3 separate regions of the Homo sapiens genome follow, and regions 1 and 3 are each linked to region 2. Evidence: read pairs that join two places in POLR2A ChIA-PET (ENCODE). Cell type or tissue: OCI-LY7. All regions are shown on one strand. Region 1 has its middle 39 kb from the start of GZMB. Region 2 overlaps LOC105370410 (a long non-coding RNA gene). Region 3 has its middle 120 kb from the start of LINC00596.

Region 1 (2,500 bases), 970 kb before region 2:
TTTATTTTGACATGGAGCAGGATGTCGAGGGAGTTTTCTTAGAACTGATTCTATTTCAGGGGCAAACATTCACTCTCAGTGAGCTTAGGGTGGGGAGCAGGAGAAATGGGGGCGGAGAGGAAAATTAGTTTTCCTCACCCACCTCAAAATGAGAAAAGAGGCTGAGTTTGCTAAGAAATAACCTAGGGGTTCTGGTCGCCCCTGAGGGGCTTCTGATAAATGATTCAGAGGATACCCTTTCCCTCACCCACTCCTGTAATCACACACCCCACATGGACATGAGCAATCCTTTCCAGCACACACCGCCCTCTACAACTTCTTAGGTGGGCACTTCCCTTGTAGCTCTGGTCCATGAGTGACCTGAATTTTTCTGCCTTTTGTCTCCATTCCTAATGTAGAATTTTGGGATTCCAGGTACACTACTCACATCCTCACCTTTTCCCTCCTTCCACATAATTCCTGAAAGTCCCTCAAAGGAGATGCATCGCAAGTTCTCACACGCAAGTCCTTGGCCAGTCCCCGGAACTAGGTTTTCCTTTCTTCGACATTGACTCATCCTTCTTCCTGCTGAGACTGATACAGCCCGCAAAGCTACATCAAAGCACTTCAGCACTATCTGTGGTGACACCACTGAGCCATCATCTTCTCTAATGTTCTTTGAAAGGGCACCGGCCATCAAGACCCAAAAAGATGCTGCGTTTTCTTTGAAGTTCTTTAAAGCATCCAAACCTCAATGTGTCACATCCCTAAATGGTGGCTACACCTCTTTTGACATTTCAACACCAAAGCAACTCTATTTGTGCCTTGGTGTCTCTCAGAAATTTTTAGTGCAAAGAATGCTTTCATTTTGCATGGCCTCTCTTTCATGAGCTGTGCTGGGACAGAAAGCTGTGCTGTCTCATTCTGCTCTCTCTCCTCCCATTATTCCTTCTTTTTGACCCAAGGCTGATGCCCCCACTTTGAAATTTTCAACAAAAGGGAGTATTTTAGTCCCTCTCTTAGTTTCTAGAGAAATAAGCGACTGCTGGCTGGGCCCCAGGTGTATAAGCTCTTTTGGCTTCCAGGTTCAAGCACACGGAATTTGAATCTCACTTCCTCACACACTGAGCTGCTTCCCCTTTCCACTTCTCCTGTGAAACCCTAAGTCCTCTCAATCACATTTCAGGGCCTGATGTGGCTTTTTGAGAGGCTTTCTCCAGCATCTGCATCTCAATCCCCATTCAATGATGAGAAGAGCACTCACCAAGCCCCATCACTGTAACATACCACACAGTTTGGGTATAAGCAACAAATGCTCAGTCATGGATGACAGCAAAGTTGTAGGAATAAGGATTTTTTCAGCAGATGAATAAAATAATGAAAAATACCAATAATCTAAATGACCCCAAATAAGTAACTGGTTGAATAAATAGTGCTGTATCCACACAATGAAAAATTCAGCAATAGTTGAAATTAGTAGTGTGGAAGTAATCTCAAAGAGCCCAAGATGGCCCATATTAGAATCGCTCAGAAGCCTGTAAAAAATACAGATTTCTGGATGTGGATCCCAATGACGGAGTCAGAAGCACTGGGAGTAGACTTGGAATCTTTATTTTAATAGGTAACTCCAGTGATAATGCAAATCAAAGTTTAAAAATTTACAACCATGGCAGCATAGTTAATTATGAGGTAAAATGATCATGATATATTGTTAGATGAAAATAGTATGTTATGAAAAAAGAATGTATAATATAATCTCATTTTTAAAAAGTAGTGTGACTAGAGAGATGATATATAGGTATATAGGTAAAGACTGAAAAAATAATGCCAAAATACTAACCATGGTTAGTGGTGTGTTTATAGAAGATTTTTATTTTACTCTTTTTACTTTTTTACGTGTTGAGTCCAATTTGTAAATTTCCAAAATAAACATTTAGTTTATGTGTGTTTAAAGAAAACAATAAAAGTTGTTTTGTTTTGCTTTTTAAAAAAGGATAAGAGGTAAATGACATGGGACTTTTAAATTTACTTATACTCTAGATTTTAAAAAATAAAAAAGGCAGCTTGCAAAAATTTTGTACCACATAATAAATAAAAATTTTAAATGAAGAGTTAAAAATAAAGGGGAAGTAAGGGTGCTAATATAAATGAAGCCAGGATTAAGGTTGGTATCCAAGAATGCATTGCCTCAAACTTCAGTTATGTTTCTAAAATGAGCTATAAATTTGCCTCTTCCTAATGTCACAAGACTAGACATGAGCAGATAGGGAGAGGGAGGTTCAATATCATTAGACATTAGGGAAACAGGAATCAGAACCACAATGAGATACCATTTCATACCTACTAGGATAGCTAAAATAAAAATTAATGTTTTAAAGGAAAGCAAGTGTTGGCAAGAATGTGGAGAAATTAGAATCCTTGTACGTTGCTGCAGGAATATAAAAGGTAGAATGTAAATGTAAAATGATGAAGAGTTTGACAGTTGCTCAACATTAGCAGCACTATACACAATAGCTAAAAA
Region 2 (2,500 bases):
TCCCGCCACTGCACTCCAGCCTGGGCGACAGAGCGAGACTCCGTCTCAAAAAAAAAAAAAAAAAAAAACACTCCTCCAAATAACTGCCACTGGTGCAGAGGGCCAGGCCACTAAAAGACAAACTGCCTCAATGAGATTAATGGGGAAAAACCTCACACAGCTTGCCTGCTTGGCTACATGCTTGGCCACTGGAAATGGAACTGCCCTGAAAGCCAAAGGGCCCCCACGAAAGAATCCCAACCCTCAATGGCTTTCAGCTGAATGGGCTCTCATCTTTGAAAACAGCTCACCTTGGCCGGGCGCGGTGGCTCACGCCTGTAATCCCAGCACTTTGGGAGGCCGAGGCGGGTGGATCATGAGGTCAGGAGATCGAGACCATCCTGGCTAACAAGGTGAAACCCCGTCTCTACTAAAAATACAAAAAATTAGCCGGGCGCGGTGGCGGGCGCCTGTAGTCCCAGCTACTCGGGAGGCTGAGGCAGGAGAATGGCGTGAACCCGGGAAGCGGAGCTTGCAGTGAGCCGAGATTGCGCCACTGCAGTCTGCAGTCCGGCCTGCTGGGCGACAGAGCGAGACTCCGTCTCAAAAAAAAAAAAAAAAAAAAAAAAAGAAAACAGCTCACCTTAACTCGTGACTTGCGGAGGTGGGAAGAATTCATCCCACACTTTGCAGTCTAGGGTGCTAAGGCTCTCTCTGATGGAAGAAAAACAAGGGTGGGAGGGGTGCTAGCCCTGAACTACAATGTGCAGTGGCTGGAAGGCTCACAAGCCATCCTATAAAGCTTAACCTTCTCCTCTCCACTCCTCTCTTTTCTTTTTTTCTTTTTTTCCTGTTCAATCCAGGGGTCCAGCATTAAAAAGGAGAAGGCAGATTCTGACATCCTAACCCCTGATTTTGTTGTTCTCTTTAAAACTCTAGCTGGTTACCTATTACAGCCTCTTTTTGTGCACATTTCAAACTGATTGGCAAACTATAACAGGAAAACTCAAAGCTCAAATGGTTAACCTGCACTATAGAGTTAAGTCTTTGAAAGTTTTCTGCCTCTGTTTTTCTACCTGCTTTAAATCTGCTGTTACTAAGCTGCTGGTGCTGAGATAAGACTCATTGTTTATAATCAAACTAAAATGTAAACATTGAAACCTCATTTAAAGTTAAAAAAAGGTAAAGCAGAATTTTTAGTAAGGAAGGTTATAAAAAATTTATAGAAAAACAATCTTCTATAGTAAACTCTAAAATAAAATGACTGGTTGTTTTTTTAAAAAAGTGGTGATTAGAAGAAGTCAGAAAGTCCAAGCATGTCATAAATGGTCTGTGTAAGTCATAAACGATTCATAAAAGGGAATTTATGAAAGAAATTTTGTATTTAATTAAGTTGGTTATAAGTTTTTAAAATTGTAAATGTTTCTTTAAAACAACAACAATAAAAAACCTTCTCAGAATCGTATCTCAAAAGTTCAACTTGCTGTGTCCCACAGCTTCAGCTTTCTTTCCCTGGAAAAGGCCTAAGATAGTAACTTCTTCAGTCTTTGTCAGCTCCTGTTCTGTTATTATAGCCTAATGCTAAAATGTTTCATCTTGAAGGTCAAAATTAAACAGTAGTCTTCTCTGACATAAACTTAATAGTTTAATTTCCAGATTATCTAAACGGGCTTCCAATAAGAAAAAACAATCACACTACAAAAGGTTTTTCTTTGCCTTTTTTGTAACTGGCTTTAAAAAAACACAAAATTTTTCTTCTAGGGTTTTTATGGTTTTAGGTCTAACAGTTAAGTCTTTAATCCATCTTGAATTAATTTTTGTATAAGGTGTAAGGAAGGGATCCAGTTTCAGCTTTCTACATATGGCTGGCCAGTTTTCCCAGCACCGTTTATTAAATAGGGAATCCTTTCCCCATTTCTTGTTTTTGTGAGGTTTGTCAAAGATCAGATGGTTGGAGATGTGTGGTATTATTTCTGAGGGCTCTGTTCTGTTCTGTTCGTCTATATCTCTGTTTTGGTTACTGTAGCCTTGTAGTATAATTTGAAGTCAGGTAGCGTGATGCCTCCAGCTTTGTTCTTTTGGTTTAGGATTGTCTTGGAAATGCAGGCTCTTTTTTGGTTCCATTGGAAGCCCATTTAGCCTGGATGATAGAACAAGACTCCATCAAAAAAAAAAAATCTGTAGTAAAACAGACCAGCAGCAGACCACCAAACAGTGACCATGCTTTTTTTGTGTGCAAGTTTGGCTTTGGAAAGTACTTTGGAACTTCTTCTTGGTCCAGGCACTGAGCTGGTCATCACTTGTTGTCATATAAAATCCACTTTTCATCACACGTCACAATCCAATCGAGAAATGGTTCATGTTGTTGCATAGAATAAGAGAGGATGACACTTCAAAATGAAGTTTTTTGGATTTTTGGTCAGCTCATGAGGCACCCACTTATCTAGCTTTTTCAACTTTCCAATTTGCTTCAAATGCAAAATGACTGTAGAAATGTCAAGGTGAGTTCTTTGGCAACTTC
Region 3 (2,500 bases), 78 kb before region 2:
AAGGTTAGCAATTTTGGTTACTGTCTCTTCTCAGTCAAAAGAAGGAGGGCTAATCAAACCTCACAGACCAGCCAGGGTAGATTTGATGGCAATTTTGACCCTTCTGGAAGTTTCTAGATTCATCTAAGGGGAACTTGGTAGCTAGGTAGTTTGGTCTTGGAGCTGGGAGATTTTCCTCTGACAATGGATTAGGGGAAGAGCAACTGAAGCAGATTACCCACAAAGTTTCTCAGGCCTCTAAAGGCATAAATCATTGAAGGGTTGGGATGAGGGGATGAAAATGAAGCTCCAGATTCCCCCTTTTCCCCCAGTTGGCTTGTCCCCAGACCTGAGAACTATCCCTTCGTGTACTCTGCCTGAGCAGTTGCTTCTAGTGCTTCCATATCCTGATGTGGTTGAGGTAGAGCCTGAGATTCAGAGCATGGGATAAAAATAAGAGATCCTCTGTAGCAATACAAAAAAAAAAAAACACAAAAGTACAAAATATCAAAAATATGAATTTTAAAAAAAGAAGCTAATTTTTTTGAAGTGAAATGCTCGCTGGCCAGATTTGTTAGGCTAGAAACAACATTTACACATTTTTTTCTTGCACTCTATTTTCTGTAAGCTCCTACATCCACAGAGAAAATACAAACTCTCAATACCCACAGCACCAATTAGATTTTTTTTTGTTTCTGACATTTACAATAAAGATATCTGTGCTTGAGTTAGTTTTGTGAAGATGTTTGTATAACATAAGTTCTAAACTGGTGGCTATTGTGAAAATTAATGAATATTCAAAATTGTGTGAGTTGATATAAATGATTCAGCAGTAAAGCTTACCGAGTTTCTTTCTATAGAGACATTATCTAAAAAGCTATAAAAAGCTCAGTGCAAAGGCTTGCTGTTTAAGATGAATGATTTCACTCTTCCTACTGCAGTATGGCTGTTATTCTTTTTATTTTCAAATAAAGTGATATCTGACAGTTTATTCCTCCAAAATCTAAACATAAGGTAAGATTGTTTGTCAATTATACCTTCACAGTGGAAAATTAAGCAGCCTGGTTAGTGTCACCAGCTTTCCCATCACACTTCCGTTAGGTTCCCCGTGGCAGGCTCTGCATCCAGACTACCCAATAGCCAAAGCTCCTTAGAGAAAATAAGCCCATCGCCAAAGAGCAAAACATAATTCGTCCAAGGAAATAATAGTAATCCCATTAATCTTTACTAATGATTTGCGTAGGGGCAACCCTATGGCCAGTGAGACATGGGGGAAATATTCTGGGAGGCTCTCTGATTAATTTTGGTGTTGAAGATATCATGTAATTAACATTTATTGGACTTGGAGAATATTAAAAGGATTAAAACATGTTTTCTACTCCAGGGATACTCAGTGGAATAGAGAAATATAAACACACTTACAATATAATTTAATGATTATCATGTATAAAGCACTAAGGAAGAATGAAAAGAAAAAAGCAAACTGTTCAAGCATGAAAGGGCTTCTCAGAAGAGATGCTTATGGTAGGCACATGGGACATGTATCTAAGAAATCTTTGTCTATCCCAAGATCAGAGATTTTTTTCTTACATTTTTTCCCCTAGAATTATATAGTATTAGGTTCTACATTTAGGCCTATGATCCATTTTGAGTTGATATTTGTACATAGTATAAAGTGTGGATTGAAGTTTTTCTTTTCTTTTTTTTACATATACTTAGCCAGTTGTTCCCAACATTTACTGAAAAGGCAATTCTTTCTTCTCTCTGTTGCCTTTACACCTTTGGCAAAATCAGAAAATCAGTTTATATTTATATATCACATGATTTATATATATACATGTATATATAAATATATATGTGTGTATATACATATGTGTATATATGTGTGTGTGTGTATATATATATATATGTCAGTCTCTTTCTAGACTCTACTATGTTCCATTAATCTATTTGTCTGTCTTTACACCAACACAACACTGTATTAATTACTGTAGCTTTATGTATGTCTTGGAATCAGGTAGTGTTAGTCTGCCAATTTTGTTCTTCATTTATAAAGTTGTTTTGGATATTCTAGTCATTTGCATTTCCATATGGATTTTAGAATCAGCTTTTCAATTTCCACCAAAAAAGGCAGTTGGGTTCTTTATTGGACTACATTGACTCTATAGGCCAATTTGGGGAGAAATGATATTTTAAGGATATTGAGCCTTCCAATTCATAAACGTGATACTTTTCATTTATTTACGTCTTATTTAGTTTATCTCAGTAATGTTTTGGAGTTTTCAGTGTATGAGTCTTGTACATATTTGTCAGATTTATTCCCAAATACTTAATACTTTTATGCTATTTTAAGTGGTTTTTAGAAATTTTTAACTTTTGATTGTTCATTGCTAGTGTATGGAAATGCAATTGATTTTTGTATATTGATGTTGTATCAATATGCAACCTTAGAAACCTTGTATCAGTATGCAACCTTAGTAAACTCACTTAACACTTCTAGTAGCTAGAGTAGATTTCATTG

What was found. Peaks named below come from ENCODE experiments on the same cell type or tissue, not always from the same donor. Only the 100,000 strongest peaks of a DNase experiment are listed, where the experiment ranks them.
Region 1: POLR2A ChIA-PET joins it to region 2 with 5 read pairs; 1 of 35 experiments calls an interaction of 5 or more read pairs at or near these places.
Region 3: POLR2A ChIA-PET joins it to region 2 with 5 read pairs; 3 of 35 experiments call an interaction of 5 or more read pairs at or near these places.

The regions. Positions count from the first base shown.
Region 1 is chr14:24,671,832-24,674,331 of GRCh38, reverse strand. No RefSeq gene overlaps it. Among named protein-coding and RNA genes, the nearest start is that of GZMB, 39 kb to the right of the region's middle. RefSeq lists enhancers at 862-911, 1-1,002, 1,242-1,291. In OCI-LY7, no CTCF peak of the experiment used is centred here; DNase peaks (open chromatin) are centred at 631 and 1,111; H3K4me3 peaks cover 1,179 bases; H3K27ac peaks cover 1,228 bases.
Region 2 is chr14:23,703,930-23,706,429 of GRCh38, reverse strand. LOC105370410 (a long non-coding RNA gene) reads right to left here. Exons shown (of 4, transcript XR_943617.3): 4 at 2,033-2,500. All of the region lies in intron 2 of LOC105370409 (a long non-coding RNA gene), which reads left to right. Among named protein-coding and RNA genes, the nearest start is that of DHRS2, 69 kb to the right of the region's middle. In OCI-LY7, no CTCF peak of the experiment used is centred here; a DNase peak (open chromatin) is centred at 1,299.
Region 3 is chr14:23,781,997-23,784,496 of GRCh38, reverse strand. No RefSeq gene overlaps it. Among named protein-coding and RNA genes, the nearest start is that of LINC00596, 120 kb to the left of the region's middle. In OCI-LY7, no CTCF peak of the experiment used is centred here; no DNase peak of the experiment used is centred here.